Linked DNA regions of Homo sapiens: region 2 is linked to region 1. The links are chromatin loops, found by intact Hi-C in ENCODE. Cell type or tissue: K562. All regions are shown on one strand. Links, peaks and the distances in the headings refer to the core of each region. The heading gives the core; the rest is flanking DNA. Region 1 overlaps APBA2 (amyloid beta precursor protein binding family A member 2). Region 2 has its middle 16 kb from the start of GOLGA6L7.

Region 1 (12,298 bases), core at 1,452-9,451:
CTGGGAGACAGAGCGCGACTCCGTCTACAAAAAAAAAAAAATAATAATCCCCACAATTAACTGGCAAGCGGCCCTGCCCAGCCTCGCAGTGAGTGGGCGGGACAGGAACGTTCGCTCGGTGATGTGGGCAACAACCCCAAGCAGGACGCCAAGCGACCGGTCGCCCGCTCTCCAGCTGCCATGGCGACACCAGGCCCAGCAGTAGCCTCTGCAGCCCCCTCCAACCGGGATCCTGCATAGGCCCCGCTGCAACCACCCCCAGCCCCACCCCCACCCCCAACCCCACCACACCCACACGCATCAGGCACTCCTTTAAAATACATCCCGCCCGAGTGTTCCCACAATGACGCGGACGCCAGGGGGCGACCAAAGGGAAGGCTGGTGGAGAAGAGCACCGGGATTCCTCCTTGCAGTGGGGGAAGCCATCTGCTTCACCTCTCCCACCTGGGAGTCCTGCTTCCTCCAAGGACAGGGACTCGGGGCCTGGAGGGGGCGTTGCGCATCAAGGCTGCTCCTGTGTCCCTCTCCCTTCAGGAGTGAGCCACGCCTCCTTTCATGAGTTCTCCCTGTGTGCCAGTTGGCCAGGTGGCCATTCCAAAATAAAGAAGGGGCTTGGCTGCCGAGGGCAGTGGCCTGGGTTGAGACCCGGCTCTGTCACTGACCGGCTCCGTGGCGCCAGGAACGCTTCTGCACCTCCCTGTGCCTTTTCCCTCACCCACGGAGACCGCAGGCAACGCTGCAAAACTCAAAGCAGACCACCTCAGCCTGCAGGCCTTCCCTTCCCGCCGAGCCTATGCCTCCCAAGTGCTCAGCAAACACTCGCGGTGATTCTTATCCCTATCTGGGCAGAATCCTCGGGGACCGACTGGGGGCAGCTTCCTTGCCCCACAGTGGCATCTAAGCAGCAGGCAGCTGAGCTGGGGTAGGCAGGTGAAAGGAGCAAGGGAGGCTGCTGAGACCAGAAAGGAGCAGAATGGGGCGGGGGCAGGATGCAGTGAGTGCTGCTCCCCAGAGACCAGCTGGCCCCCAGTACCCCTGCCCCACGCCACAGTAAGCCGGGGTGCAAAAGGATGTGACAAAAAGTTCTCCTCAAAACAAGAGTCAGCTAATAAGACAAAAAGCAACTAACGATCTACTAAAACAAAGACATGGTAGCTGAGTCATTCCCCATTTGTCAAAACTCATAAAATATACAACATGAAGAGTGAACCCCAATATGTTTTAACTATGGGCTCCAGTTAATAATAATACTGCCCCATCAATGGTAACGAATGTACCACACCAATGTAAGATGTTAATAATGAGGAAACAGGGGAAATGGGGTGAGGGTGTACAGGAGAACTCCCTAAACTTTCTGCTCAATTTCTCCATAAACCTAAAACTGCTGAAAAAAAAATTAAATCTATTAATTTTTTAATATGGTGGTTGATTCATTCAAAAGGCTAAATGTGAGAATGGGATACCATTAAACGGCCAATGGGTAAAGGGAAGATGGGGCTACAGGATTCTCCCAGAATGCAGTGCAAGCCGGACCCTAGGAAGGAGCCCTGGAGGGGAGCAGGTTTCTCCTGAAGCTGGTGAGGGCCATCAGGCTCTGGGTACCATCTCAACCCCCCTCATCACAGTCCCTCTCTCTCCAAATTGAGGAGTGTTCATGAGAATTCTCAGGATTTTAGTTATTTACCGTCTTTCCCCAGTACTGCTTTCCTGGGGGTTTGGAGGGAGGGCAGGGAGGATGGAAACAGGAAAGGAAACGTTAGTAACCATGCCACCCTTTGCCCGGGTCCCTGGCTTCTCCCAGGCTGCCACATTTCCCACCTCATGGCCTCAGAGAGTCCCCCTCTCTCTATTCAGCTGTTGGCAGAGAATTGCTTTTTTGCTAGCTTTCCCTTTTTTTGAGAAGTGTATTTCTTTAGAATGAAGCCTTTCAGAAAGGCAATTCAGCATTCTCTATCGAAAATTTAAATAGGCATATCCTTGTGCCCAAAAATTCCATTTCCAGGAGGACTCACATGTATAAAAAATGATGTCTGAAGATTTTCATTGCCGCAATCTTTTAAAAAACTGGAAACCTAAGTACCCATAAATAAGAGAATGGTTAAATAAATGACGACAGAGTTCACGTGCTGGAAGAGTCAACGGCGTTTTTAAAGAGGCAGGGCAACGCGCACTACAGTGAGGGATCTTACAGGCCTGTTTTTGAGGGAAAATGGTAAGTGAGCTACAGCGAGCACACGTGTGTAGATCCCAGTTACAGGTCCGTCAAGATGGCTAGAGAATACACACACTGCCCAGCCCATACACACGTGCAAAGGCACACAGAAAGGGGAAACCCCTCAAAGGCTTGTCAGCCATGTCCTCTGGGGAGGGGAGCGGGGAGAGAGGTGGGAGAGGGAGACAGGTGGGAGCAGAGGGGGCCTGGACATTTTACTTTATTAAAGATATGTGTACTGGTTGAGTGTTTCACCAAAATGCATCTAATATTCAGCAGCAATATAATCAAACCCACCTGTGTGCCTTTGAAGGTCTCCTCTTCTAGCTGGGGAGATGTCGGCACTGAGACAAAACGACCTGTGGGGAAGGGTAGACTGCAAGGGGAGGAAGCAGGACTTCCCAAACGGGCCGCCACTCTGGGCATCAGGAGAGGTGGCGAACAGGCTGGTCTCCCCCAGGAAGGCACCCACGGGAGCAGAGGAGCCAGCCTCCCACAAGACCAGGACGTAAGCACGCCCCAGGGCACAGCCAGAGACACCCAAAACACAGGAGGCGGTGCTGACCCAAAGGAGGGCAGGACCAGGGAATGTGCCGGCCAGGACAGCCGGGGGTGCGCAGGCGGGGGCAGTATTAATTTGGGGAAAACAATCATTCAGTTTCATTCGATGAGTAGTTTACGTGCAAATGTGTGTGGCGGGGGTGTGTGCTGTGTGCGTCAGATACAGAGTATGTGATGTGGTGGGTAGTGAGTGTGTGGTGTGTATGTGGTAACTGTGTAGTATGGTGTGGGTGTGTGGTGCATGTGTGTATGGTGGGGGGTGTCCTGGAGGGTGTGGTGTGTGGTGTGTGCTATGTATGGTGTGTGGTATGTGGTGTGTGTGATGTGAATGTGTTGTGTGTGTGGTGTGTGTGTGGAGTGTAATGTAGTGTGGAAGAGTTGAGTGTGTGTGTTTTGTGTGCATGGTGTAGTGTGTGTGGTATATGGTATGTATGGGGTGTGTGGTGTGTATGGGATGTGCATGGTGTGTGTATATATGCTATTGTGTGGTATGTGTATAGTGTGTGTGGTGTGTATAAGATGTCTGTGTGGAATGCGGTGTGTGGTATGGGTGCTGTGATATGTATATAGAGTATGGTGTGATGTGTGTATGGTGTCTATGGGGTGTGTGTGGTGTGTGGTATGTATGGAGGGGTGTGGTGTGTATGGGGTGTGTATGTATGGTATTATGTGGTGTGTGTGGTATGTATACGGTGTGTATGGTATGTGTGTGGTGTGTATAGGGTGAATGTGTGGTGTGTGAGGTGGGCATGGTGTGTGTGAGGTGTGTGTGGTATGTGTGGCATGTGTTTGGTGTGTATGGGATATGTGTATGGTGTGTGGTGTGTGGTGTATATGGGGTATGTGTGTGGTGTGTGGTGTGTATGGGCTATGTGTGTGGTGTGTGGTATATATGGGGTATGTGTGGTATGTGGTGTGTATGCGCTATGTGTGTGGTGTGTGGTATATATGGGGTATGTATGTGGTGTGTGGTGTGTATGGGTATGTGTGTGGTATATATGGGTTAAGTGTGTGGTGTGTGTGAGGTGGGTATGGTATGTTTGTGGTGTGTGGTGTATATGGGGTATGTGTGTGGTGTGTGTGAGGTAGGCATGGTATGTGTGTGGTGTGTGTGGTGTGTGTGAGGTGGGTATGATATGTGTGTGGCGTGTATGGGGTATGCGTGTGGTGTGTGTGAGGTGGGCATGGTATGTGTGTGGTGTGTATTATGCACACACATGCACACCTGTGCACTGCAGATAACAGGCAGGCCGGCAGCCCGGGACACACAGCGATGACGACCTCAGCCAAGGCCAGGCTCAGTTGGCGAGTGGCCAGGCCCCCATCAGCTCAGAACCCTGAATGCACGAAGAGTCCAGGAGGAAAGAACGAGCTGTGTCCCCATCTCCACCCAAAGCAGCTCTCACAAAGGGGCTGATCAGGGTCGTGCAGCCCAGGAATCCTGGGGAAGATATTTTCTGTAACTTTTCCTGGGCAGGGGAGGTCCGGGGTGCGCGGGCAGGACCAGTCCCTTATGGGCTGTGCAGCTGAGCGGGGCAGCAGGACCCGGGACATGCACTGCACGGGAGGAGGAGCAGCTTGTAGCACAGCCACCTGAGCTGCAATCTGGGTGGAATATCCAGCCGCACTCTCAGGCCCCATGGGCGTCACAGAAGAACAAAGGCACTCCAAAAGGAAGCCATGTGCAAGATGGCCCCAAACCCCCAGCCATCCTTCAAACTTCTGCAATTCTGAATCCTTCATAGATGAAGGTCAAATAGACAGTATTTTTGTATATACAGATCTTCTTCCAAAACCTGCTTTCCCTTCAAAAGTCACCTAATACCATTATGCTCTCATACACCAGGCTCGGAGGTGAGCTGCTTCCCCAAGGTCTACACCGCAAAGCAGCCCCTGTGAGGGCCCCTGGGATGAGCAGGGGGAGCCTGACCACTCCCCTCTCCTCTCTCAACTGCAGCACCAATGGAAAGTGCAAGGAGAACATTTCTGACCCTTCCATTAGGAAACATGTTCGCAGAATTAAAAAGCAAATAAGTCATTTTCAGACTAGACACAATAGAAGACTAAAATATTTTTTAAAAACCCAATGTTTCACCTCAAGGACTTCCACTTGGAGGGAGAAATAGCCTGCAGTTGGCATAATTATCCAGGGCCCCAGTGTTCCTAGAGGGGTGTGCGTGAGTGTACCCCACTGGCCCGCAGCCTGTCACTGCAGCCCAGGACAGGAGGCTCTAGGGAGGGGCCGAAGCTACTCACTGACCCAGATGTCAGACCAGAGCAAGGACTATTCATGAAATAGAATCTACCAAACTGGCTTCAAAGTCACCGAATACAATGAAAGAAACTCGGTGACTGTAAGCTACAACTAGTAGAATTTTTTTTAATTTAAATAAGTGCTAACGTTCTAAAGACGGTGAGACCCACAAGTGGGGGCTCCCCTTGTCTCATGTGCTGCTATGGCACCAACCCCTAAGCCAGCACCAGCACATCCTGGGGCACCGCCAAGGATTTCCTGAATCCATTCAGACACTGCTGTGGAAAGACTGGAGGTCAGCAGACTGTCCCTTTCTACCTCCTGGTGGTGGACTACAGGAAGTAGACAGGCACAGATCCCAGGACAGCTTCCCAGGGAGTGGCTTGCAAACCTGGGCCCAGAGGATTGAAGTCAGAGACCCTAGGATCCTGGGGGAAGGGACAGGAGGTAGTACTGTGGCCTGACAGGTCCCGGAGCTGGAACAAGGCGGCAGGTGCAGTGGTGGGCACGGGCCACTGCTGAGCAGCCTGGTGGTCGCAGCAAGGTGTGAAAGGGCACCAGGCCTCCAGATGCTGCCCCGCCTGCTCCTCGAGCTACTGTGAGGACAAACCCAGCTGACAGATGGGAAGGCCCTGGTGTCACACACAATCAGCAAGGATCCCTGTATCAGGAGGGGTGGCACATGCTTTCACCTCAGCTACTGAGCAGCCTGACCCAAGCCAACCCCTTTTGGCCCAGAAGTTTTTGCACTCAATCCTTGCCCATCTGCGACGGACACAAACTGTAGTGCAGACACATGCTGCTTTATATACGACAAAACGCAATGGTCCCTGTCCCAGATAGTGCAGATGCGTGAAAATAACTAGAATACTAGAATGCAAGCTCCTTGGAGCAACAAAGCCCTCTGGCTCGCCCACCGCAGTGCCTAGCACACAGCAGGTATTCAACAGGTATTTGCTGAATGATGAATGAATGGATCAATGGATGTCTTTAGAACCTTTTCCTTATAAACATTTAAATGTGTGCTTTCAAAGTGAATATACAAACAAGGTACTCAAGGTATCTGCAAGTAAAACACCTAGGGAAAAAGAACAAAATAATCAAAATCAGGAGACATTAGGGTCCTCCTCTGACATCTCTGCAGCCTGGAGGATTGCTCAATAACAGTAGTGGGGTGCCTGCCAGAAATGAGGCCAGCTCCTCTCCTGCCTCCAGGGAACCTGAAGAGTAAAGAACAGACACAACCTCTGGAGGGTGCTGGGCTATGTCCCCAGGCCTAAGCTGTAACATCCTGTAACAACCAGGCAGCCATCAGGACTCCCCAGCCTGAACCGCGCTCACCCTGATGCTCCAGGAGATAAGTAGCCAACAGCTAGAGCTTGGGGCTTTTATGAGCTCCTTGCCTTAGCAATGCTGTCTGGGACTGGATGTGGTACCCAAATACAAGATCCAGTCCTGATCATCTCCCTTGCATATTCTAAAACTCCTCCTCAGTGAGGCCACAGTTTCTACATTTCAGATTTCAAAGCACAAAAGGATAGATCTTTGAATAACCCACATGTCCTAATCCATAGTATATTCCCAGAAACACAAAGTCTCTCCTCTGGCCCTTCCTTGAAATGGCCTGACTCTTACATGTCACAAAATGGATGGGAAGTAGCATCTCCATGACCCAAAATATGAAAACTGGAAACACTTCCTGGCCTTCCAAATAGCAATAAAAATTATTTAATATAATTTCATATTAAGCCCATTTAATAGAAGTCAAAATATCTCAAGCACGTATGCTATTAGAGGGAACTGATATGAAACTAAAAATTCAAACAGATACAGCAACATAAATAAAAATGAAAAAGTGAAAAAAAATCACTTCATTGCTATATAGGATTTCCGAAGATGATGCTCTTGAAATCGCTTTTAAAACAATATGTTCCAACTTCCCACTAATCCAAATTACTCTAGTGACGTCTGGCTTCAGCAGCTCACTGCAAATATGCAGCCTCATTATTTTACTTGGAATGGTAATAGCGAGGAAGCATCTATTTCCATCCCTCCATCACTAAAGCTAACATAAACCTATAATCTGCACTGAAACTGTTCCACTTCTGATTAGAATCAGAAACACTTCCAGATGGGCTCAGCACAGCCAAGGGGGGACTGTCCTACAAGGCCACGGTGTAGGGGTGGCAAAGGAATCATGGCAGCAACTACCTTTTGTTTTTTAAAATGTGAAACATTTCTGAATGGCTTAAGCAACATCTATTTAATTTAAAAGCTCTATTGAGATGAACAAAGAAAAAGAACACATGCTCAGCTCCAGAGACATGTAAATGAGATTGGGGGACAAAAGGAAGTGCATTAATTCCCTCCACAACCCCTGAAGAGCAGCGGTGGGTCTGAGCATCTTATCTCCACGAAGCAGGCCAGCAGGCAAGCCAGCTGCCACCTCGTTCACCCTGTGCAAACCACAGGCTCCGTCCCCAAAAGCAGGCAAATGACTATCTTATTTGTTCAGGGGAAGCAAAATGGTCCAGGGTTGGTAGCCGAGTTTTCTTCCCAACAAGACCTAACCGCTGTCATCTTTCTCTGGGACCCAGCCTCACTGAATAGAGTGAAAGGTGGCCAGCAGAACCCAAACTGTTCTGCCACAGGCTCCTCCCCACAGAGCACAGCTCAGTGCAACAGAGTCCCCAAATCCAAGATGCAGAATCCACGAAGAGAAAACCTTCTGCTCCAGAAGGTACTTACAGGAAGTCAAAATAGTCAAAATTAAAATCACATCTTCTTATGGTTCTTTTTTCTAACAAAATCCATTATTTCTTACTGCAAAACCTAGAAGATGTTTACTATTTATAACCAGAAATAGTTTCTCACAAAACAACCATAAAATGTAAATTATTCAGTGACCCATCTCTCTGGAAAAGAATAACACCGTATGAAATTGAGGTACTGCCCCAAAAATCAAGACGATGGGCCCTGAAACTCTAAATATTTGAATTTTTAAATAACTTCATATCAAGCCCATTTAACAGAAACTATGTCAAGCAGACACACTATTAGAACTGATATGAAAATAAAATTTCAAACTGACACGGCTGTATCAAAAAGAAATGAAAAGAGAAAAATCTCTTCATTGCCTTTTAGGATTTCCAAAGATGATGTTAAGCCCAGACATGGTTCTGATCTCCAGGAAAGCAATTGCTGTGGTACAAAAGGACAAGGGTTAAAAGAGAACGGTGGGAGCTCTCTTTCCCAACTAACCCAGGCGGTGTGACGCAGAGACTTTCGGCACAGCCCAGGGTGCCCAGGACTGAAAACTCCTTCACCACCCCCTCCATGGGTGGGAAATACTCGGATCTTCATTCCTGTGACACAAGACCTTGAAAGTTGCTGAAAAATGCTGGTCCCATCTGACTGGGGCAGCATTTTCATTTATTGCACACCATTAAGATTTTGGCAGGAATCATTGTGCTAGATACCATTATCCCACCAATCACTGAGCACTTTTCATTTCCTGCCCCTGGTGCTGTTGGATACCTTACGGCAAGCTGCCGTCCCTGCCCACCCACCTGAGGACAGAAACCTCCAACCCTGCTTTGCCAGGAAAACTGACCAGCATGTCTGACAGATGGTCAGTCCTTTGCTGTACATGGCCCTAAAAAAAGGAGACAATTCTTTTACTCAGACCAAAGTAAGCAAATGCTGAAAGTGCTTATAATGAAACATCACATTCCCCAATCTGGACTTCCCCACTCCGCTGGCCATCCTTGTCATTATTTCTGATTTTAATTCTACCGGTGGCTGTTTTCCACCTCTCTAAATAATGTTTAAACTCTCTTTCTGGGTATACCAACTTCGGATAATATTTATTGGCATCCCATTATGAGAGGTGAGTTTTGCAAGCCACGACCTCCCCGGCTCTGGTACAAGTGACCAGAGGATCGCACCAGCTACTGCAGTCACGCAGAGGGGCTTTCCATTCTTAGCAAGAGCACTGGGATAAAAGAGATCCTTCTAAGAGCTTCCACCTAACTCTGGGAACACAGAAGCATCCTTTAGAAGCCCTGTGGTCACACGGCCTTCAGGATGGATACAGGCTCTTTTCTTAGCTTTACAAAGCCCCGGATAGGCTGGCACTAACGTGGCATGTTGCTGCTGCACTTTGGGGGCAGGAACTGGCTCCTGCTCCAGTTTGCATCCTCTGTGCCCAGCACCTGTGCCCAGCACCTGTGCCCAGCATCCAGCTCGATGCAGGATGAGTAGGTAGCTTTGGCCTGTCCACCCAACCCTCACAGAGGCGACCAAGATCAAGTCCTCATTGGCTTCTTGGATTCTTTCTACTGTGTGAGATATTCTCGATGTCTGAGGGATGAACCACAAACAAAACATGGTCTATCCATACAATGGGGGCAGTAGTCAGCCCTAAGAAGGAAGGAAGTTCTGACGCATGCTACAACACAGATGGGCCTTGAGGGCGTCACGCGAAGTGAAAGAAGCCAGTTGGAAAAAGATAAATGATTGTATGATTCCACTCACATGCGGCACCTGGAATCGTCAAATTCACAGAGACAGAATGTAGAATGGTGGTTGCTGGGCGCGGTGGCTCAAGCCTGTAATCCCAGCACTTTGGGAGGCCGAGGCGGGCGGATCACGAGGTCAGGAGATTGAGACCATCCTGGCTAACACGGTGAAACCCCATCTCTACTAAAAATACAAAAAAAAAATTAGCCAGGCATGGTGGCGGGCGCCTGTAGCCCCAGCTACTTGGGAGGCTGAGGTAGGAGAATGGCGTGAACCTAGCAGGCGGAGCTTGCTGTGAGCCGAGATTGCACCACTGCACTCCAGCCTGGGCAACAGAGCAAGACAGTGTCTCAAAAAAAAAAAAAAAAAAGGAAGTAAAATGGTGGCTGCCGGGGGCTGGGGGAGGTGGAAGGAGGAGTTAGTGTTTAATGGACACAGAATTTCAGATTGCAAGATGAAGAAAGTTCTGGAGATGGATGACGGTGATGGTTGCACAACACTGAGTGTATTTAATGCCATAGAATCATATACTTAAAAGTATTTCAGGTGGTAAATGTCATGTTATGTGTTATTTATCACAATTTTTAAAAACTAGAAATATTAAGATATCCTTGATGTCAGATGCCAGGAGAGCGGTGTCAGGCATCTCACCAGCCGATTCTCTCAGAATGTTTCCTCTATTGCATAACCAGGAGCCTGAGGTATCCCAAAGAAAAGCCCCAGTGTAAAATCAACAATAACCTCAGTGGGCCTGGTGCAGTGGCTCACGCCTGTAATCCCAGCACTTTGACAGGCGGAGGCGGGTGGATCACGAGGTCAGGAGATCGAGACCATCTGGCTAACATGGTGAAACCCCATCTCCACTAAAAATACAAAAAATTAGCTGGGCATGGTGGCGGGCGCCTGTAGTCCCAGGTACTTGGGAGGCTGAGGCAGGAGAATGGCGTGAACCTGGGAGGCGGAGCTTGCAGTGAGCCGAGATTGCGCCACTGTACTCCAGCCTGGGCGACAGAGCAAGACTCTGTCTCAAAAAAAAAAAAACAAGAAAACAAAACAAACAAAAACAACAATAACCTCAGTGGAGTGGCTCCATCAGGGAGTGACAGGGGCGTGACTTACTATTGGAGGACAAGGCAGGAGTCAGGGAAGATGGCCCACGCCTGCTTTGAACTGTAAGGAGCATGCAAAACCTCTTATCCAGGCCCACAGGGCTGCCTGTCTACACCACAAACAGCTCAGGGACAACGGCTCGGGAAAACCCCAGGGTCCAGCCAGGTCACGGGCACAGGCCTGCACTCACGGGGTACTTCACAGAGGACAGAGGTGCACTGCAAATGCGTAAGAGGATATTTTCACCAATGGTAAAGTGGATTTTTAAATAACATTAAGGTTTTTAAACAGATTTTAGAAACGAAAGGGTTCCCCCTGTATATGTCAAGAACCTGAGTTTCTTTCTGAAACTTGGGCAGGCCCCTTTAAGTTGGTTCAAATAGAAAATACACCAGCAGCAGCCACTCCCCTGGGGAAAGGCAGACTTTATGGCTGAAAGGGTCGCCCAAGCGCTCCTGGTTTTCAGCATCACACAGAGTGGCTCAGGTGCCCATTCATTTTATGAGTCAGCCCAGGGAGAGTCCCCACAGATTCGGAGTCATATCTATGATGGGACGCAAGCTCTACACTTCCCAAGCATTGATCCTGAGGTTGATCAATCCTGAGCATTGATGTCTGCAAAAACAAATCACTTAGGTGCAGAGACACCGCAATGACCATCCCGCTGGGGGCTCCCGCCTGATTCCTTCCACATCCTGGCCAACAGCTCTGGCCAACTGGGGAGCCCACGGACAGCTGCTCTGCCTGGCTCCTGCTGAAAGGATGATTCTAGTCAAAGGAATATAGAAGAAAGGTTAGGGGGAAAATGAAAAAAGAAGAGGAATGAAGAGGTAATGGCCCTTTAAGATAACAAAGTCTTACCAAAAGCCACAGTAACTTGTACGGTAGATATCGGCACAAGAATAAAGCAGTAAATTAGAATGGAGAATCCAGAAACACAGGAGAAACACTCAGAACACAGCAGCAACTTAACCCATGACAAATCTGCCAAAAGAGAGAGGTCAAAGTGGCTGACTAGGAAATTAGGCTGGAAAACTGAATACTCCTATAAAAAAACTACATCCCCAACTCACACTACATCTAAAATACATTTTAGATTGAATAAGAGATGTAAATGTAGAAAAATCTGGACTATCAAGTATTAGCAGAACATGCAGGAGGGTGCTTATATATATTAGGGTAGAGAAACCCTTTCTCTAAGTAAGATACAAAACTCAGGGTAAATAAAGCAAGCTTGATAGATTTAACAATGTAAAACTTCCAAATTTTTGCATTGCCAAATATGTCTTTAAATAAAATCAAAGGACAAGTGGCATCTGAGAAAAAAATATCTGCAATATATATAGCAAATGAGGAATAACCCTATGTACCAAGAACACCTATAAATCAACAACAAAAAAAACCTTCACAAGTCAAGAGGAAAAGAGGCAAGGATGAAAAAGAGAATTAGAAGGAGAAATTCAAATTAGTATTAAGCACACAAGAAGCAGCTTGTTGTCATTCACAATTTTTACAAATACAAAATGAAATAAGCTATCACTTTATACCCACATGACTGAATGAAACCACAAAGACTGATCATGTCCAGAGAGTGTCGATGTCCAGAGAGTGTCAGTGGGGACACCGCTGCCCCACACACC
Region 2 (12,298 bases), core at 1,326-9,325, 80 kb after region 1:
GGGCTGTGAGCATGCGTGACTAATAAACTGCTATTTCATCTGTCCAGTGTCGGTGTCCTACGTTCAGCCATCCCATATCCCTAGGGCAGGAATCTTCTAGGGTTATAAACAGAACTTTAATCAACCTCTCCTTGGTTATTTTACTGGTTCCATGATACAGCTTTTTCCGTGCAAAAGATCTGAACAGAAACTTCACAGAGGATACAAGAGTGGCAAAGAAGAACACGATATTCAGCATTCTTAGCCATTACGGAAGTGCAAATTAAAACCACAATGAGATCCCACTAGACTTGTTAGAATGGCTCAACTAAAAAACACTGATAACACCAAGTGCTAACAAAGACACAGAGCAACAGAAACGTGACAGATTGCCAGTGGGAATGCAAACTAAAACAGCCACTTCGGAAAACAGTTCAGCACATGACCCAACTTTCACACTACTAGGTCTTTATCCTAGGGAAATGGAAACTATATTCACATAAAATCTGTATAGTAATGCTCACAGCAGGATTACAATTGGGAAAGAAAAATGGAAACAACCACAAGGTCCTACAATGGCAGAATGGATAAACACCATGTGGTACATCCAAATGATGAAATACCATTCAGCAATAAAAAGAACTATTAATACACAGAACAGCACATAAATCTCAAACATATAACTGGGAGTAAATGAAGATGGTTTCAAAATGTTACTTAAAATATGGTTCCACTCACATGACATTCTCAAAAAGAATACCCCATACTGATGGAGAACAGATCCGTGGTTGCCAGGGTATGAGACCAGGGAACACGTGATAAAAAGGAGCAGCACAAGGGAGCTTTTGGGGTGAAGAAAATTCTCCATCCTGATGATGATGGGGGTTACATGAATCTATAGAGGTCAAAATTTACTGAACTACATACCACAATAAAATAAATTTCATATAAGTTTTTTAATAAAAATATGTTGGCTGGGGGGGTGCGGTGGCTCACACCTGTAATCCCAGCACTTTGGGAGGCCGAGGCGGGTGGATCACAAGGTCAGGAGTTCGACACCAGCCTGGCCAACATGGTGAAACCCTGTCTCTACTAAAAATACAAAAATTACCCAGGCTTGGTGGCACGTGCCTGTAATCCCAGCTACTTGGGAGGCTGAGGCAGGAGAATGGCTTGAACCTGGAAGGCGGAGGTTGCAGTGAGCCGAGATCACACCATTGCACTCCAGCCTGGACCACCGAGTGAGACTTCATCTCAGGAAAAAAAAAAAAAAAAAAAGAAGAAGAAGGAAAATATCTAGGTCCAGGGAGGACAGCTGGAATACAGTCTGGTGGAATCATGTCAGAGCAGGGAGCTGGGTCTGGAGGGCTGGAGCAGGGTGCGGCCCCACTCTAGGAAGGAACTAGGAAAGGCATCCTGGGTGAAGCAAGAGCAGAGTCCCGTTCTGCAACAGGTGAGCATTTATCCTGATCTGAGAAACTACATGCAAATTTAATACGTCTCACTTAGCCTCTTATTTTCCTTAACAGCATGGAAAATGAGAGGACAAACAATTCAGAAGGTTAAGACATGAAATACATTTAATTCAGAAATCATACACAGAAAGGTAGGAAATGAATGGGGGAAAAAAGCAGCTAATGGAAAGTGAAAATGGGCCAGATGTGGTGGCTCACTCCTGTAATCCCACCACGTTGGGAGGCCGAGGTGGGCGGATCACTTGAGGTCAGGAGTTTGAGACTGGCCTGGCCAACATGGTGAAACCCGATCTCTACTAAAAATATCAAAATTGGCCCGGCATGGTGGCAGCCACCTGTAATCCCAGCAGCCCGAGAGGCTGAGGCAGGAGAATTGCTTGAACCTGGGAGGCAGAGGTTGCAGTGAGCTGGAATCTCGCCACTGGACTCCAGCCTGTACAACAGAGTAGGACTCTGTCTCAAAAAAAAAAAAAAAAAGTGAAAATAACCTAACATGTACTATGCAAAGCATCTGGCCTAACAACAATACATTACCCTTTTAAATCTTTACAAACAACCTTGAAGGAGGCAGGCTTTGTTGTCTCCAGTTTACCAAGGTAGATAGACATCTTGGGTCACAGAATACACAGCAGAACCCAGCCAGGAACACAGCTCAGGTGAGAACACAGGTGCTGGCTCTAAATGCCAGACTCTGCCCTACGTGTGTGTATGTGTGTGTGTGTTTGGGGTCACTAACCACAGCCCAGGGGCCAAACCCAGCCCACAGCCTCTTTGTGTATGGTCTGAACGCAGAGAAAGTATTTTATTTTTGTTGTTCTTTTGAGACAGAGTCTTGGCTCATCACAACCTCTGCCTCCCAGGCTCAAACGATTCTCCCAGGTTCAAGTGATTCTCCTGCCTCAGCCTCCGAGGAGCTGGGATTACAGGCGTGCATCACCATGCCCGGCTAATTTTTTGTTTTTAGTAGAGATGGGGTTTCACCATGTTGGCCAGGCTGGTCTCGAACTCCTGACCTCAGGTGATCCGCCTGCCTCAGCCTCTAAAAGTGCTGGGATTACAGATGTGAGCCACCACGCCCGGCCACTGTATTTTATATTTTTTAATAACTGAAAAACAATCAAAAGAAAAACAGTATTTTGTGACTTGCAAACATTCTGTGGACTTCATCTTTTGGTGTCCATAAATACACTTTACAGAATGAACGTCCCCTGCCCGCTGACGTGGTATTGTCTGTGGCTACTTTGGCACTAAATCTGCAAGGTCTCATGGCTATGACAGAGACCATAGGGTCCAGTGAGACCTTAAAATATTTACTATCTGGCCCTTTAGAGAAAGTAGGCCACCCCTACCCTACAGCTGGCTATAAATTTTACATATTAAAAAAATGCAACATTCTTAATTTTAATCTCAGTACACTGGAACACTGCTCATCTCCCTTCTTCAAGATGAAAAGCTTCGACAGTCACCAGGAAGCAGACAAGAACCCTAAGTACACCTCAAGAGTTATTCTCAGGAGCATAAATTACAACACTTTACAACAGCAAAAGCAGGATGAAGTCACTGGAGGCCACGAAAACAACCAAGAGTAATTAGCACCACCAGCTCAAAGACCACACCACATCAACTTCAAAGTTGTCTACTCTTCCTTTCACTACTGTAGGGTTCAAAGTATACATAGAGAAAATCGAACACATACTACCCAAACACATTGCTTATGGAATGCTGCAGAGAAGGGAAGCGAGACCTCCCATTGGCCAGGTGTGGTGGCTCATGCCTGTAATCCCAGCACTTTGAGAGGCCAATGTGGGAGGATCACTTGCACCCAGGAGATCAAGACCAGCCTGGCCAACACAGCAAAACCCCATCTCTACTAAAAATACAAAATACGGCTAGGCGTGGTAGCTCACATCTGTAATCCTAGCACTTTGGGAAGCCAAGGTGAGGGGATCACTTGAGGTCAGGAGTTCCACAGCAGCCTGGCCAACATAGTGATACCCCATCTCTACTAAAAATGTGGCTCACACCTGTAATCCCAGCACTTTGGGAGACCGAGGCGGGTGGATCACAAGGTCAGGAATTCGAGACCAGCCTGACCAACATGGTGAAACCTCGTCTCTACTAAAAATTCAAAAATTTGCCGGGCATGCTGGCGTGCACCTGTAATCCCAGCTACTCAGGAGGCTGAGGCAGAGGATCGCTTGAACCTGAAAGGCGGAGGGTAGTGGTGGCGGGCACCTCTAATGCTAGCTACTCAGGAGGCTGAGGCAGGAGAACTGCTTGAACCCAGGAGGCAGAGGTTGCAGTGAGCCAAGATCACGCCACTGCACTCCAGCCTGGGCAACAGAGCAAGACCCTGTCTCAGAAAGTAAAATAAAAAATTCATAGTCTTAATAATGGAAAACAAAAACATTTACTGAATGTCAAAACATCTCCCTAAAAACCCCAATCAGTTGGATTCTACATAAAGAACAATTATGCTCTGCTTTCTAACCATGATTTTTAAAAGAACAAAGGACAAAAAAAGTCATCAAATGTGGTCCAGGCACAGTGGCTCACACCTGTAATCCCAGCACTTTGGGAGGCCGAGGGTGGATCATGAGGTCAGGAGTTCAAGACCAGTCTGGCCACTATGGTGAAACTCTGTCTCTACTAAAAATACAAAAATTAGCTGGCCGTGGTGGAGGGCACCTGTAATCCTAACTACTCTGGAGGCTAAGGCAGAGAACTGCTTGAACCCAGGAGGCGGAGGTTGCAGTGAGCCAAGATCATGCCACTGCACTCCAGCCTGAGAGACAGAGCAAGACTCCCTCTCAAGAGGAAAAAACAGAAACAAAAATTCATGAAATGTAATAAATAAAATATACACTTTGGATTTTTCCATGTACTTAGCTTTTCTTAGAGCATCTTTTAGAATTATTGTTTCACAAAAAACACTTTGGGAAACGTTTTAATTTATTAACAAATACTGGAGGGCTAGGAAGAAGAGGTTAAAACTTTTCAAAATATACAGAATGAATTACTGATACGTGTTAAAAAAAAAAAAAAAAAAAGGTTGCTGACTCCTGTCATGGAAGGCACTGTCATATGGACACTCCCAGCCTCAGCATCCGGAGGTCCAGAAAGGGAAAATTTCAAGTCAGAGAGAACTCTATACATACCATTTGTTTGGAACCTTCGGCCCTTAAGATCCCAACATTATGACCTCAGTTTCAACACAATTGTCCTTAGTCCTTGTATTGGTTACAAATACAAAACAAACAGCTCAACTGAACTAACTCTTTTCTCTCCAGAAACACAAACACAAGACCTCATAAAAGGAGTGAGTTTCTAGCAGCCATAATTACTGCAACTTACTTCTCCAATTTTCCCCTCGACAGTTAACTCAACAGCTCAAAAACTATCAGTAACAAACAACAGTCACCATGATATGGTTAGGAGTGTAGCAGATTTCTCAACCAGTAATAATAATTAAGAAAAAAATTTTCCCTATTAATAAATCTCATTTCCTGCACTTGCAAGAAACTAATTAAAAGGCAGCCGCGCACGATCTACAAAAACAGCCATAAAGACTGTTACATTTTAAGTTACAGGAAACAAACCTGCTCCTCTAATATAGCAAGATACAACTGACTTCCCCTTACATACCCTAAAAAAAAGCCTTACACGAGAAATTTAAACATGGAAGCAGAAATACACCAAGAAAGAGACATGTCAAACCCCACCTGTATATCTGTTTTCAACCATTCGGTGTCAAGGCGAGCCTGGGCAGCCAAACACAAAGATTCAGAGGGCATCTTTTCTCCAGCTTCCTCCCAGGTCTCAGGCCTGCAAGTAAACACACATGTTGAAGACCTAACGCTTCTTAATATTTTACAAAGACACTCCCGAAAGGTTTAATGCAGGAAAAAAAAAAGAGACAGAGAACAAAAAGATGGGAGAGAAGAGCTGGGGGACGGGAGTGAAGTGGAGAGAGGGAAAGAGGGAACAGATGGAGGGAGAGGGAGGTGGGGAAGGGAAAGCCGCCTTCCAAGGTAGGCAGGGTGTGCCTGGTTTCTCAGGAGGCCAGATCACAATGTCATCCCCCTGCCCTCAAATCCAAAAGGTACACACACACGACAGAAAGCCCATCGTTTTTTGTTTTGTTTTGAGATGGAGTCTCCCTCTGTCACCCAGGCTTGAGTGCAGTGGCGGAATCTCAGCTCACTGCAAGCACCACCTCCCGGGTTCACACCATTGTCCTGCCTCAGCCTCCCGAGTAGCTGGGACTGCAGGCGCCCACCACCACGCCCAACTAATTTTTTGTATTTTTAGTAGAGACAGCGTTTCGCCGTGTTAGCCAGGATGATCTCGATCTCCTGGCCTCGTGATCCGCCCGCCTCGGCCTCCCAAAGTGCTGGGATTACAGGCTTGAGCCACCGCGCCTGGCCAAGAAGCCCACAGTTTGAACGACAAATGACAGCAGCATGAATCTGCCGCTTTACCCTACAGCAGGGCGCCTGCGTGAAACAAATTACTCAAAAGGATCACCTGCAGAAAAACCCACAGCCACCACCACTTAGAGACGGAGAGAGACCGGAGGCTGAGCCGCGGGCGGTCCGCGCAGGCCCCCGTTCGGCCGCCCGCCAACCCCGCGCCCGCACCTCCTCCGACGCTGGCAGCCCCGGTGCCCCAGGCCGGGACCTGACGCGCAGGGCCCAGGCGCCTCGCCCCGCTGGCTTGCGGACACAGCCTCCTAGCAGCCGCTGGCTCAGGCGCCGCCAGGGATCCTGATGCCTCTCGCAACCCCAGCCACCCGCGCTTAGGGCCAATCGCAAGGCGGCTCCGTGGGCGCAGCCAATGGGGAAGAGGAGCGCTTCGCCGCTCCTCTGGACTCTCCCGCTTCGTGCAATGCGGTTTATCTTCCTACTTGGGAGCCTACCGGCTGAGGCCAGGGGGCAACCGCAGGCGCCAGAAGGCGGGATTTCCGCGGCACGCACGCACACCCGCACTCCTACGGAAGTCAGTTTCTCACCACCTGAATTATTTGAACTTAGCACCACTAAACGTGGAGCAATCAGGTACAGAGTGCTTCCAGATCTCATGTAATAGAAATCACTGACATCATCTATTTTTTTTTTTGAGACAGAGTCTCATTGCGTCGCCGAGACTGGAGTGCAGTGGCATGGTATCGGCTCACTACAACCTCCACCTCCCGGGTTTAGGTGCCTCAGCCTTCCGAGTAGCTGGGATTACAGGCATCTGTCACCACACCCGGCTAATTTTTGTACTTTCAGTAGTGACGGGGTTTCATCATGTTGGCCAGGCTGGTCACGAACTCCTGACCTCTGGTGATCTGCCCGCCTCAGCCTCCCAAAGTTCTGGGATTACAGGTGTGAGCCACCGTGCCCGGCCTATTTCATATTTTAAATATTAGAAAAGTAGAACTTGGCCAGGTGTGGTGGCTCACACCTGTAGTCTTGGCACTTTGGGAGGCTGAAGTGGGAGGATCGCTTGAGCCCGGGAGTTCAAGACCAGCCTGGGCAACATAACAAGACCCTGTCTATTCAAAAAATAAAATTAGCCAGGTGAGGTGGCACGTGCCTGTGGTCCCAGCTACTCGGGAGGCTGAGGCAGGAGAATCGCTTGAACCCCAGAGGCGGAGGTTGCAGTGAGCCGAGATCGTGCTACCGCACTCCAGCCTGGGAGGCAGAGCCAGACTCCGTCTCAAAATAATAATAAGCAGCAGCAGCAGCAGCAGCAGCAGCTTCGGCGGTGGAGGGCCACCCCCGGGCATTGGCCACCTGTGGAGTGACCTGGCTCTTGGCTCCCTGGCAGCCAGCTTCTGGGTCAGGCATCTTCGTTGGTGACTGCCCCTTCAGCTCTCCTGGTGTGGCCGTGAGTGGTGTGGCACTGCCGTGACCCATCTTTTTGTCTTAAAGATGCATCCTGACTTACCTCCACACTTGCACACTCAAGAATGCAACATCGTGATTAACTTGCTAAAAGAATATCACAAAAATCATAGCATTCGAAAATTTTTTGGTCATTGCAATGATCTGGATCAGGCAATGAGAAAATAAATGCTTGAAGAATGAGTACATGGAAAAGAGGACCAAGAGCAGAGAGTATGGCAATTTGATGCAAAAGAGACTTTTTTTTTTTTTTTTTTTTTTTTTTTGAGACGGAGTCTTGCTCTTTCACCAGAGCAAGTGCAGTGGCTCAATCTTGGCCCACTGCAACCTCCGCCTCCTGGGTTCAAGCAATTCTCCTGCCTCAGCCTCCCATGTAGCTGGGACAATAGGCCTGTGCCACCACACCCAGCTAATTTTTGTATTTTTAGTAGAGACAGGGTTTCACCATGTTGGCCATGGCCAGGATGGTCTCGATCTCTTGACCTTGTGATCTGCCTGCCTCAGCCTCCCAAAGTGCTGGGATTACAGGTGTGAGTTGCTGTGTCCAGCCGCAAAAGAGACTTTTTAATTCTCCAGAGGAATCTGAAAAATAAATTGCATTTTCACTGGATGCCTTGGCTGAGAGAAGACCAAAAGGCTATGGGTTGGCCCGGGCATGGTGGCTCACACCTGTAATCCCAGCACTTTCGGATGCCGAGGTGGGTGCATCACCTGAGGTCAGGAGTTCAAGACCAGCCTGACCAGTATGGTGAAACGCTGTCTTTACTAAAAATACAAAAATTAGCCAGGCGTGGTGGCATGGGCCTGTAGTCCCAGCTACTCGCAGGCTGAGACAGGAGAATCTCTTGAACCCAAGAGGCAGAGGTTGCAATGAGCCGAGATCACGCCACTGCACTCCAGCCTGGGTGACAGAGCGAGACTCCGTCTCAAAAAAAAAAAAAAGAAAAAGAAAACGCAGAGTGCATAGCACATGGTAGATACTGACACTGCACTGAGTCTCTTACACACATCGTCTCATTTTACTCTCACAAAACCCCAGGAGTTTGGTATCTTTATTCTAATTTTTGAGAAACTGAGGCTCAAAAATATTAGGGATATGTCCAAGGTCACACAATGAGTAATTTGTAGATCTGAAATGCAGACAGATCTCTCATTCTGAGCCAAGCGCTTTGACAGCACAGAAGGTAGAGAAACAAAAGTTCCCTGTGGAGTTGTGGGATGCTTATTGAAGGTAGCTCATTTGGTGTGGAAACCAAACACAAATGTGCATTAGCGGGAGTCAAGGAGGAAGGAGGAGGGAGGGGAGTAGATAATTTCATTGCAGGCTGAAGGAGGAGAATGCTAAAGATATTAATTTGTGAAAAAAAAACTTGGCAGTTTTAGTAATTTACTGGTGTGAGGAGAAATAAAGTTAAGAGTATGAATGGTGTGGCGGCAGATCATATGAGAGGTATAGTGAAAATTTACAGAATCTGCTGACCTCAATGTCAACAAAATTAATGGGGCCCAACTCTGTACCTGTCATGACCAAGTTTTAAATTTTTCTGTAGATAGGCTGTTCCTTCCAAAGCTTAGAGATTAAGCATATATATATATACATAATTTTTTTTTTTTTTTGAGACGGAGTCTCGCTCTGTCGTCCCAGGCTAGAGTGCAATGGCATGATCTTGGCTCACTACAGCTTCCGCCTCCAGGATTCAAGCGATTCTCCTGCGTCAGCCTCCTGAGTAGCTGGGATTACAGGCACGTGCCACCATGCCTAGCTAATTTTTGTATTTTTAGTAGAGACGGGATTTCATCACGTTGGTCAGGCTGGTCTTGAACTCCTGACCTCGTGATCTGCCCGCCTCAGAATCCCAAAGTGCTGGAGTTACAGGCGTGAGCCACTGTGCCCGGCCACATTTATATATTTTTAATTGAAGCCACTAGACCTCAGCATGTGGTCTAAACAAAGGCTCTTCTCCTAGTTCAGTCCATTTTCCATATCAGGTTCTCCAAAGGATGAACCCAAGAGGTTCTTGTTAGCTGAAGACAAAGTGAAAGGCTGACGATGACATGCAAATTTAGTAGAGCAAAGAATACACATTTATAGTAGAATAATACAAGAATTTTTTCCTTTCTACCATACAAAAAAAATAATGCTTACAATGCAGGTACATTAATTTTATATTAAAAATATCCTTAGGTTGACCTCTGATGTTTTGCTTTTGCACCTGCCATAAGCCTTAAGGCATTTGGCATTCCCATTTTCACAAACCTAATTTAGTAGACTAAATAGCTATGCTAAGCATTTCACTTGCTTTCTATTATTCTTTGGCTGTAGACTATCACATAATGTGAGTGTTATTGATTTTATACATGTTAATTTCTCCTACCACGTACTATAGCAAGCTATACCTTTAGCATTTTTTTTTAGGTTTTTGGCTTATAGGAAGGTATCTCCTAAACCATAAAACTTATCCCATATTATTCTTTTTTTCATAATTTATTTATTGAGCTTTGCTGTATGTAGCTTTCTGAAGTAGATTTTATAGTTTAGAATTGTTGCTTTCCTTTTTTAATCTTTCACTCTTCATTTTTATTGAGTTATGAATTAACTATCTTTATTGTAGCGGTAAAACCATTTGTAATAGTCATAGTTTGATTGAGTGTACATAAATAAATAAAACCCCTGCGTTAAACTGGGAAGTGACATCAGCCTCTTTTTATTTTTTCATTTAAATTCTGAAAACACATGGAGATGAGTGTCCTTCGTTTCTACCTTAAATGGGTTGTTACAACTGAAGGTAATAGGGTCAGTCAGTTAGCACAAAACAAATGGGCAGCTACACACAAAGAACATTTTAAAGATAAAACATGGGTATTTAGAAGGTTGCTTCCATATGTGCTATGAGTTATGTATGAGTATCAAGGAGAGAAGACAGTAACAACTACCTGGTAATCATTTATGCTCTTATGGAGAACGAGCGGTGACTCCATAATGTCCCCAAAATGAGGCAACAGTCTGTCACTGTAGCAAATGATGAGAGGGCCCTTGAGCTAGCAGGCTGGGGCACATTCTACAACCCCTTTCCTTTGTCCTGTAGGAAATTCAACTTTCACATATGAGAAATACTAAAGGAATTTTCTCAGCATTCACATAAAAATACTCTTAAGAATAAAGATAAAAAAGGAATATATCAACTCTTGTAATAACTAGAAACATGTTGCTACAAAACAGATGAAAAAAGGAATGAACATTTATACATTCCAACATAAATTTTAAGGGTGTAATAAAACATAAAGAGACCATGAAGTGAAATGCAAGAGAATGGGGAAGAGATAGCCAGAAAGTGCAATAGCAACTGGCAGAATCCATGAAAGAAATAGGATTTAAAAACAAAATCATTGTAGAAAAAAAAAAAAAAACTAAATTGTAAAGAGAACAAGGGAGACTGAACCCCAAATAATGTAAGGGTCGTAAAGGGTGTGAGAGAAGAATATGTAGTAAGTCCTCTCCCCGTCCAAAAATCCAAAAACTGTAAAACATAGGATAGAATTAGAAAAAAGTTATTGCCTATATTAAGACAAGATAGATCATCATAAGCACATATATTTACATTACTGTGTAGTATATGCTTATGTATGTTATTAGAATGTTCAACACCAAGATATATCTGTGTATGGGACTAGGACTTTAAAGATTAAGAAAGCATTATGTGAGGGCTTAAGCAAAAATTGTCAACTTAGAGAAAAAGAAAATCATTTTGGCATCAGAGTTTTCCACAGCAAAAGTTAACACCAGAAAATGGGGGGAAATATTGAGAAAGAAGAGAAGGGAGAAGCAAATGGTTATCCTTATCCTTGCAAGATATCTATCAGCTATAAAGTGTACAGTTATAAGCACCCATAATTCAGGGAACACTTTACAGAAAGTTCTTATTAAGAGAGTTACCACAGGACAAAGTTCAATCAACCTAGTTCTGAGTAGGTAAAATACTACCAGTAAGGCAAGAGGTAAGCATTCAATGCGTCATATATAGATTTAAGGGATACATGGTGTAGAAGATGTAAAAAGATATTTTACTGATGATTCTGATAATGTACAAATGATTCAACTGTAACAACCAGGAGGAGAGAGTAAAAGAAAGGGGAAAGTAGGAATTAGCTCCCTGATTGCCTCGTCTATAATAGCTGAGAGTAATGGGTTCATTTTAAATCTCAAAATTTGCCCATAATAGTATGAAAACATTAAGTGGCACAAAGGCAAATATTAAGAAATATCCTGCCACAAAAATCAAATAGTTCAGGAGAAGTTGAGAAAGTGAAAATAGCACAGAGTCTAATTTAATTGCCACTCATTGTGGGGAACCATTAGGTATTATCTAAATAAATGGAGAAAAATATAAATGCAGGTAAAATTACAAAAATAACAACCAGAAAACTACATCTTTCTTATCAATAAAAATAAATTATCATTTAACAATATAAAATATTTAATAATAATAAATACTAAATTTTACAATACATATACAAGAAATACACCAAAAGCAAATATAGCCAAATTTTTTAAAAATAAAATGGTCAACAAATACCAAACAGACAAATGCTAACAAATGAATTATCAACCTATTTTTATTGTCTTCTCCTTGCTTATTTTTTTAAATTCCTTTTTAAAATTTTGTTTAGATATTTAAAATTACTTTTTATATTATTTTCTCTAATAATTCTAACCTTCTGGTTTTGTTTCTCGACATTTCTGCTGTTTCTATCACAATATCTATTTTCCTTGAGTGTTTTCTTGTTGGTGGTGGTTCTTTTCTGGTTTTTATTTGTTTTGTTTGTTTGTTTTGGTTTTGATTGAAAGAAATACAACAATGGAAGCTCACACTACTGCAGGGTGCTTCTCCAGATTTTGCCTATCACTCATAATTCTACTTTTATTTACTTTTCAGATTCCTCAGTTAGTTGCTT

Evidence for each region. Hi-C counts contacts between places; a loop is a spot of excess contacts. Peaks named below come from ENCODE experiments on the same cell type or tissue, not always from the same donor. Only the 100,000 strongest peaks of a DNase experiment are listed, where the experiment ranks them.
Region 2: a loop joins it to region 1, with 5 times the contacts of the local background. A loop is called at or near these places in 1 of 110 quality-filtered maps.

What each region holds. Positions count from the first base shown.
Region 1 is chr15:28,906,607-28,918,904 of GRCh38, reverse strand. The region is part of intron 1 of APBA2 (amyloid beta precursor protein binding family A member 2); the gene reads right to left. Among named protein-coding and RNA genes, the nearest start is that of APBA2, 27 kb to the right of the region's middle. RefSeq lists enhancers at 1-97, 265-787 and a silencer at 305-599. In K562, for the core only: CTCF peaks have their summits at 5,345 (motif pointing left) and 6,289; DNase peaks (open chromatin) are centred at 4,054, 6,344 and 7,454.
Region 2 is chr15:28,826,257-28,838,554 of GRCh38, reverse strand. It overlaps the pseudogene PDCD6IPP2 and the pseudogene LOC100129687. Among named protein-coding and RNA genes, the nearest start is that of GOLGA6L7, 16 kb to the left of the region's middle. In K562, for the core only: no CTCF peak of the experiment used is centred there; a DNase peak (open chromatin) is centred at 6,284; H3K4me3 peaks cover 1,521 bases.